2 separate regions of the Homo sapiens genome follow, and region 1 is linked to region 2. A link is an interaction called in ENCODE POLR2A ChIA-PET data of the cell type or tissue named here. Cell type or tissue: OCI-LY7. All regions are shown on one strand. Each heading gives the region's core, and the rest is flanking DNA. Links, peaks and the distances in the headings are about the cores only.

Evidence for each region. Peaks named below come from ENCODE experiments on the same cell type or tissue, not always from the same donor. Only the 100,000 strongest peaks of a DNase experiment are listed, where the experiment ranks them.
Region 1: POLR2A ChIA-PET joins it to region 2 with 7 read pairs; 4 of 35 experiments call an interaction of 5 or more read pairs at or near these places.

The regions. Positions count from the first base shown.
Region 1 is chr12:14,414,682-14,419,079 of GRCh38, reverse strand. The region is part of intron 1 of ATF7IP (activating transcription factor 7 interacting protein); the gene reads right to left. Among named protein-coding and RNA genes, the nearest start is that of ATF7IP, 51 kb to the right of the region's middle. In OCI-LY7, for the core only: CTCF peaks have their summits at 307 and 2,115; DNase peaks (open chromatin) are centred at 1,169 and 2,239; H3K27ac peaks cover 397 bases.
Region 2 is chr12:14,271,839-14,276,236 of GRCh38, reverse strand. No RefSeq gene overlaps it. Among named protein-coding and RNA genes, the nearest start is that of ATF7IP, 92 kb to the left of the region's middle. In OCI-LY7, for the core only: no CTCF peak of the experiment used is centred there; DNase peaks (open chromatin) are centred at 131, 2,136, 2,496 and 2,864; H3K4me3 peaks cover 1,325 bases; H3K27ac peaks cover 1,932 bases.

The DNA.
Region 1 (4,398 bases), core at 223-4,222, 140 kb before region 2:
CATCACCATCTATATATTCAGGATAACGTTTTTAGGAATAAACTAAATATTCAGGATAATGTTTTTAGGAATAAACTAAAGAGTCTAAGACAAATTCCTCTTTGGTATTTTTTATATAAATTAGAAAATCCAACATGTAAACCTCACAGTTAATATTAAATTGCCACCACCAAATAATATTTAATAAAAATATATAATTCAAGAAAAGTTGATTTTATCAATAAAATTGTCATTAACTTCAGTAATAATAAAGCACTCTAAAAAGAATTATAGAATAACTACCATCCATACCCACAAGGGAGCACACTACAGCCATTTACCAGATCTTATGGGTTCTAAATATAATAAAAAACAGACAAAGCAATAAGGAAGTAACACGAACAATTAGTTCAAACTAGTTCAGCCATATCTGTACAAACCAATCAGCAGTCTGCTTTTAGAAATGTATTTTGCATTAGCGAAGCATATTTGAGAAAGATACACATTAGAGAAGGGTGTGTTACCTGCAAACAAGTTTCCATGGCTGTAATACCAGTGCAAAACACTTCCAAGGATCATTTTAGTACTGTCGCCTAGAACTAAGATGCCATTCATAAAACTATTCTATAAAATAAATGTTAGTATTTTAGGTGGCAACTCAAATCAGAAAGCTTTCACATGACTGTAATTCATTTTCACAGAAAAAAGCATTGGTATTTTACGGCAGAAGATGTCTGCCATGTCTAAAAGTAACTGCAAAACATGATGAACTAGTTTCTCCTGAAAGTATTTTTTTCATGAGGATGAGAGTCAAAATAATGTTTTTTAAGTCTCTGTATATTCAAGAACTCTGGGAAAATAATATCACTAATAAAACCTTTTTCTATAGAAATTTATATTTAAATAACCAGAGAAGGGTATGTTACCTGCAAATAAGTCTCTCTGGCTTGGAAATTTTTTTTTCAAATTTTTGGTAAATTATTTTTAAAATATTTTTAAGGAAAGCCCAACGAGCTTCTTCTTTAAATGAAAACATTACTCTCTTCTCTGCTTCATCCCCCTCCACCCACTTCTTTCTAGCAAGAGATCATAGCAATGAAACAACAAAGGGAAGCTGTTATGTCTTAGCCTACAATCTGCCTGCTCAAAAAGCTCAAGAATTTAAATGGCTGTTCAAGAGCTGCTCACAAACTCAGCCAATCAGCAGCCAGCATTCTGATTCCTGCCCAGCAACAGGAGACAGACAATAAGGTCAGAAAAACATAGTTAAACAAAAACTGTATCTGCAATACTTAAGTGTGGTTCTTTGTTTGAAATAAGTAATCTAGAACACAGTTTACATAAAACCCTAAATCCACGTAACACGCATTAAATATACCACACACATAAATGGATAAGATTTACATCTTTTATGCTATTTGCTTTAATAAATATCCATGAACATTTCAAGAAATATACATTAATATAAATTAATTTCCTACCTGAGGAATAAGTCAAACATGGACAATATACGTAAGAACATATTTTTCTATACAATGCAAAATTCAAATGTAAATTTCTTTTTAAAAATTCCATAGACCATACATATAAAATATATAAATCTAGCAAAACCTTAAATCCAGACAAGTAAAAAAAAAATCTTCATACCCATCTACCACTATTGTTACAGATTTCCGATTCCAAAAATTAATAGTATTCTGGACCCAAAGGATTACTAGGGATAGTATTATGAAGTGTTGTGCTGTCTACTGCACTGAACTGACTTAGTTTAATTCATCTAATGAAATCTAAATGTCTGATTCTGGACAACCTATATTAAGTGGTATAAGTACAATTACTACATCCTTTTCTCCTTAACTGCCTTTCGCAGCAAGTTACAAAAGGTTATATGAGATATCCTTTCAAAGCTTTATTATAAAACAAATGTGTGGATTACAAAGTAAATATTCATGAAAATTAAAGACATTTTTATTATATTACACCATTCTATAGTTCTTTAAATATAGGATTATAAAATAAAAATGGAAAATTTGTTATCAGAATTTTTTTCTCAAATTCACTACTTATTAGGTGTTCTTAATAACCAAGTTTTAAAAATAAACCTCATTTCCCCCCTTCCTTACAGATGAACCTTGTAATTTTTCAAACATACCCAAGAGGGAGCTTGCTGCAGCCATACTCTTAGTTTATATAATCTCCCCACAGGAAAAATATATCAACAGCTGCTTCAATGTTTCAGTCCTGTGAGAGAACTGAAATTCACTGTCTGATTGGCTCAAAGCCGAAATAGTCTAAAACCAATCAGACATCAGTGTCACAAACCTTGCCCAGCAACAAGGGAAGAAGATGAGGGCAAGAGCTCTATTAAAAATGCAAAGGATGTGAAAATCAAGGTGAACAATGAAATGGAAACATTAGGAATATAACTCTAGATGCTCTGTTTGAAAAACAGGTCATGGTAGGGTTTCTTTGATTAAATAAACTAGGGTCTGTACTGCTTTCCAAGAACAGACTTAACTAAGTACCACGATTGTTGGGTCAAAAAGCATATACAACACATAGACAAAACAAATGCTGTATTAATTCAAAGTAATGAATATCTGATGAAGTATACTTCAAAATAAAACTAAAGCAAAAGCTTAGAAAACATCAAGCAAAACCTTTTAAGTGGACATGGCATTTCTATCTTTGACAAAGGCATTCCAATTATATTCATGCTGTTGCCTGAGAGTACAACATTTTTCTGAATAAAAATTTCATTCATTTTTCTACTGAAAATAATTTTAATTTGAGTTTATTTTCATTAAATGGCTGAATTAAATATTAAATAATCACTTTATGCTGATAATTTCTAACCTCTTTAGAAATGCAACTCTGCTATTAGATTCTTTAAGAATCCCATTCTCAGTTGAAAACTGTATGATTTTATTTTACACTTCTAAATTTTGCTTGAGAATTTGCAATACTCTAAAAATAAAATCATAAAGAATAGTGGGTTGCACAAAAGATGCTAATAATCTGCTTTACTGCTTACTGCCCATTAAATAGACTACTGAATCTGTTCACTCACTTTGATACTTATCTGCTCAAATTTAGTATAAAGATTTTGAAATTTTTATTTTAAATACCATGTCCATCAGTATTTGTGGGAGACTGGTCCCAGGACTCCCTACAGATAACAAAATCTGACAATGTTCAAGTCCCTTATATAAAGTAGTGTAGTATTTGCATATAACCTATGCACATATTGCTGTATACTTTAAATTATCTTTAAATTACCTATAATACCCAGTATAACATAAAGGCTATGTAAACAGATGTTACACTGTTGCATTGTCAGCTACGGTTCTCTTAACTGGTATAAAATAACTGTCACTAGCTATCCTGCCATCTTAAAAAAAAAAAAAAACAGTAAGTGGTGAAATCTGTTTATCAAATACTCATAAACTCAGTTGAGTAAGTTATCAAGTGATCATAATATTTGACACTTTCACAAATTAACCCCTCTGCCTGTCACCGACCAAAATGTGGAATGCAATATCCCCAAACTAAATTGTAAAAAATAACCAACCACAAAGGAAACTGGGAGTTTGCTTTACCAACAATTCCCTAGACAAGGTTACCAACAATTCCCCAGACAAGGCAGGAGTAAATCATGTCCTTAAAAGTTTGGTTACATCAAAGCCAGAACTGTCACTACAATCTAACTTCTTGTTGCATTCAGTGCTATGTTTTCAGAAATTTTGGAATGGTCCACATGATAAAAACATAAGATACCTTAAAATTACTTCTCCAAGTCAATTTTTGGGATCATTGTGTTACATGGGCAAAATAAAATTAAATGACCTGATCCAACAAATGCCATTTTAGAATACATAGAGCAAATTACACCCCCTTAGAAAATTGGCCAATTTTCCATCAAGGCCCTACTCACTAGCTTGCCAAACTCTACTATCCCTATGCAGATAAGGAGTGAAGTTACAGAAGGTCTTGTATTTATCTCCACAGGCATTTAAGAAATCATTTGTCCAGAGCTGGGCGCAGTGGCACATACTTGTAATCTCAGCTACTTGGGAGGCTGAGGCAGTGGACTGCTTGAGCCTAAAGGGTAGAGACCAACCTGGGCAGCACAGCAAGACCAGGTCTCATTAAAAAAATAAATAAATAACCAGCAGTAGAAATCATTTGTCCAAACGTACTTTTCACATTTTGCTTGGGTGAAGTAAAACACCCAGAATGAGGTATGAGGAGCTGAAAGATGTAAATCCTTCAAATGCCTGGAAATAACTCTTACTTTTCTTATTAACCCAACCTAAAGAGAAAAGCTGGACAGCTAACTTTCTGTGTCAGTCACCTTTTACTAGATGATAATGCAGCAACAACAATAAAATTTCACTGGCTAATAACTGTATACTTTTT
Region 2 (4,398 bases), core at 91-4,090:
AATCTGTGACTATTATAGCCCTATAGCAATCCCCAAGCCTGCACAAAAATGAAGTGGATTTAATAAAGAGTGTATCTCCCGAAAAAGGGATGACTCAGCAAAGCCAGTCTCAGATGTGGCCATGGAGGAGGCTGATGAAGGAGGAACTTCTGAGAGAGCAGAGCTAAGGACCAGGAAGTGCATCAGTCTTCTATGGTTGCCATAACAAAATACCACAGATTGGAGGTCTAAACAACTCTTTATTTTTTCATGGTTCTGGAGGCTGGAAGTGCAAGATCAATATATCAGCAGGTTTAGTTTATCCTGAGGTCTCTCTCCTTGGCTTGCAGATGGTCACCTTCTTGTTGTGTCTTCACATGGCCGTTCCTCTCTGCATGTACGTCCCTAGGGTCTCTTCCTCTTCTTCTTAGGACACTAGCCATATGTGATTAGGACCCCAGCCTTATGACATCATTTAACCTTAACTGCCTTTTAAAAGGCTCTATCTCCCAACAAACAAACAAACAAAACAAAAACAGTCCCATTGGGGGATTGGGTTCTACCCCAAATTCACATGTGGTGAATTTGGGGTAGAACACAATCCAGTCCACAACAAGGATAGTAATTGAAAAAGCTCATCTCAGAGAGCAGAACCAAGGGCTGCCTGGTGAGCTAATCAAAGAACTCCCTTCTCAGGCCAGGGAGTTCTCTGCAATTAGTGCTCAGCAGGGTTTGATAACTCCTATGGACCAGTACCAGTGAGTGTTACATGTTTCCTGCTTTCCTCTTCTCCAGTTGAAATTTTAATTAAGGTTACTCTATTCCTGTTTCACCACTATACAGTATACTGAATATGACCAAAAAGGCAGGATAAATAACTTTGTTTATGAGTTTCTGGAGCATGAGCCACTACATCTAGATAAGATGGAGATGACTCCATATCACCCAGAGTTTCTCAACTTTGAGCTTAAAGCAGTAACTAGAGGACACTTTGGAGTTCTCTCTCCTAGAGAGGAGGGCTCTATATAAAAAGAAGGAGCTTATGGATGAGAGGACTGTGGCAAGGACTGCTACGTCTCCCTTGATAGGTTCTTTCTTCCTCTTTCAAGTTTTAGCTGAACATAACAATTCCTAAAATAAAGGCTACACTTTCCAGCATCCCTTGCAGCTCTGTGAGATTTCCAGGACATGTTGTTTAAAAGAATGTGTGAAGGCAGCCAGGCGCGGTGGCTCACGCCTGTAATCCCAGCACTTTGGGAGGCCAAGGGGGGCAGATCACGAGGTCAGGAGATCGAGACCATCCTGGCTAACACAGTGATACCCTATCTCTACTAAAAATACAAAAAATTAGCTGGGCGTGGTGGCAGGCGCCTGTAGTCCCAGCTACTCGGGAGGCTGAGGCAGGAGAATGGCGTGAACCCAGGAGGCGGAGCTTGCAGTGAGCGGAGATCGCGCCACTGCACTCCAGCCTGGGCAACAGAGCGAGACTCCATTTCAAAAAAAAAAAAAAGAATGTGTGAAGGCCCGGCATGGTGGCTCATGCCTGTAATCCCAGAACTTTGGGAGGCTGACGCGGGTGGATCACCTGAGGTCAGGAGTTTGAGACCACCCTGGCCAACATGGAGAAACCCCATCTCTACTAAAAATACAAAAATTAGCCAGGTGTTGTGGCTCGCACCTGTAATCCCAGCTACTCGGAAGGCTGAGGCAGGAAAATTGCTTGAATCTGGGAGGCGGAGGTTGCAGTGAGCCGAGATCATGCCATTGCATCCTAGCCTGGGAGACAAGCAAAACAACTCCGTCTCAAAAAAATAAAAAAAATAAAAAAAAAAAAATAAAGAATGTGTGAGCCCAACTTACTCTTTTCTTTTTCCTGCTGGTTGGAATGACGACATGATTTTTGGAGCTTCACTGGCCATTTAGACTATGGAGTAAAGCTGCTTGCTGTGGATAGTAGTGCAAAAAGATCTAAAGAGCTAGGTTCCTGTCACTGTAGAATGACTTCGTCTAGACTTGTATGGCATGAGACAGAAATAAACTATACTTTTAAAGCCAATATTATTTGGGGTATGCTGGATTGTTCTGTCGTCAACATGACTAATCTGGGCAGAATTTTTTCCGGAATCCCTTATATGGACCTAGGTTAGAGTTGATCTCACGAGGAGCTTGCTCATAATTTGCAAGGCAGAAGTGAAACGGTAGCCATGCCTCTCTGAAGATCTTCATTGTGCCGCATGGTGATAGACAGATGTCAAGGTGCCCAGTGGGTTCAGCTTGTCCACTTTCCTCTGTTCTACACCAGGCTGTTCTTCCCAAATGCTAGCCCTGCTGGTCAACAGCAGTTGCAGGCCCACCACCAGACACTTAGCATACACAGAGGTGTCTTAAGAGGGGCATGGTTTCCCACACAATGCTTAGTGAGCTCCCTTTTTGCAGTACCAATTTGGCTGATGAATGTCCTGGATTTCTCAGATTTCCTTGCAAGCTTCGACTTGTCTGCTCACCCCAGGGCTTTAGGGGACTGCTTAGTGACTATTTCTCCAGCTTCCCCTTCCGGATCTTTACTTTCTCAACTCCTCCCACAGTTGTGTAAGTACTAGTTCCTATAATAAATCCCTTGCCTAATAACACTCACAGTAGCTCTGTTCCTTCACTGAACCCTGACTGATATATTGGATTTTATGACATGTAGATCACCTTTATTCTAACAGAGTCACATACATTATCCTGCTAAATCTTCCTAAGAGCCATGGGAAGGTAGCACTGTTGTTATCTCTATTTTACAGACGTGGAAATGGGTTTAGAGAAGTTAAATAATATTCTCACTGTCATACAGCAAGTAAGTGGGGATGCCAAGTTTGTAACCCAATCTGCCTCCTGCCAGAGCCCGAGAGCTTAACCACAACACCTTAATACATATGTACTTCCTGTCCAGAAGTTCTACGCTAATTCATATTCCTTCTTGCTTTAGTGTTTTTGTGTTTAAAGTCAATCATGCTACCTAATCAGACAACCATAATGTACGAACAACAAACAATAAAGATTGCTAGTGTCAACAGGGTTTACTTAATAGCTTTGGAAAGCGTCAGTGTTACTGACCGTCTGTTTGTTTATTTCCACTTCAGCTCTCTAAAAGCAAAACCCTTGGCCAAGTAGAGCTCCACTTCAGGCAAGAACTAGGGTCCATTTGGGAGGCTTATTTAATATTTAAAAGCTGAGGAAAGATTAATACCACATCCTTGGCATATGCCTGCTAAAGCAGAGACTGTAGGCTCAGATGCCAACAATTAATTCTGAAGGAACAAAAGAACAGGTCAGAGCTTAATATTGGGGTGTAAATGAAAATGAAGTCAGGGCCGGGTGCGGTGGCTCACGCCTGTAATCCCAGCACTTTGGGAGGCTGAGGTGGGTGGATCACCTGAGGTCAGGAGTTTGAGACCAGCCTGGCCAACATGGTGAAACCCCGTCTCTACTAAAAATACAAAATTAGCCAGGAGTGATGGTGCATGCCTGTAATCCCAGCTACTCTGGAGGCTGAGGCAAGAGTATCGCTTAGAACCTGGGAGGCAGAGGTTGCCCTGAGCCGAGATTCGCCAGTAGCACTGGGCAACAAAGGGAGACTCTGTCTCAAAAAAAAAAAAAAAAAAGAAAGAAAAAAAGAAAAGAAAAGAAAATGAAGTCAGACCTAGGGAACATTTTCGGGATTTACTAAACATCTACCCACAGGGAAGGAAGAAAGAATGTCAGCGATATGGACAGTTGCTATCATACATTTTTGGATTCTCTTAGATCTCAGTACTTTATAGGGAATCAGAGTCCTCATTTTTTTGGCCAGTGTGGAAGATCCTGTCAGTACCATGCTCATATCCCTGCAATACTTACTGTTTCTATATGTGCAGACGGTATCCTACTGCTAGTACATGATGCTGCCCGAGGGCTTTTCCTCAGTTCAGGTGTAGAGAAAGTCCTCAGCGCTGTAGAGTTAACACTCCTGGAAGCAACTATAAACTAATGACTGATAGTAATTAGAGGACAAACTCCAGCTTCCTCTTCCCCTCAGGTGGGACAGCTCCCACAGGTTCCCAGCATGACTGACCCTCGGTTGCCCCCATTGGTAACGTAATGGTCTAGGCTTCCCTCACTTCCCTGTCTTACTGCCCCTTTCCCCTGTCAGTGCTTCCTATGATCACCACTCAAACTACTTACATTTAAACCTTTTGCTTAGGGTTGGCTCCTAAAAGAATCTGGCAGAAGACAGCCTAATTATGGGGAAAGCACTCCTGCCCAAAATAATCGGCTAAATTTCTCCATTTTTTCAAGTTTCAAATTCTATCCATTAGGGGTGCATATGGGGGGCCAGGCATGGTGGCTCAAACCTATAATCCCAGTACTTTGGGAGGTTGAGGCAGGTGGATTTCT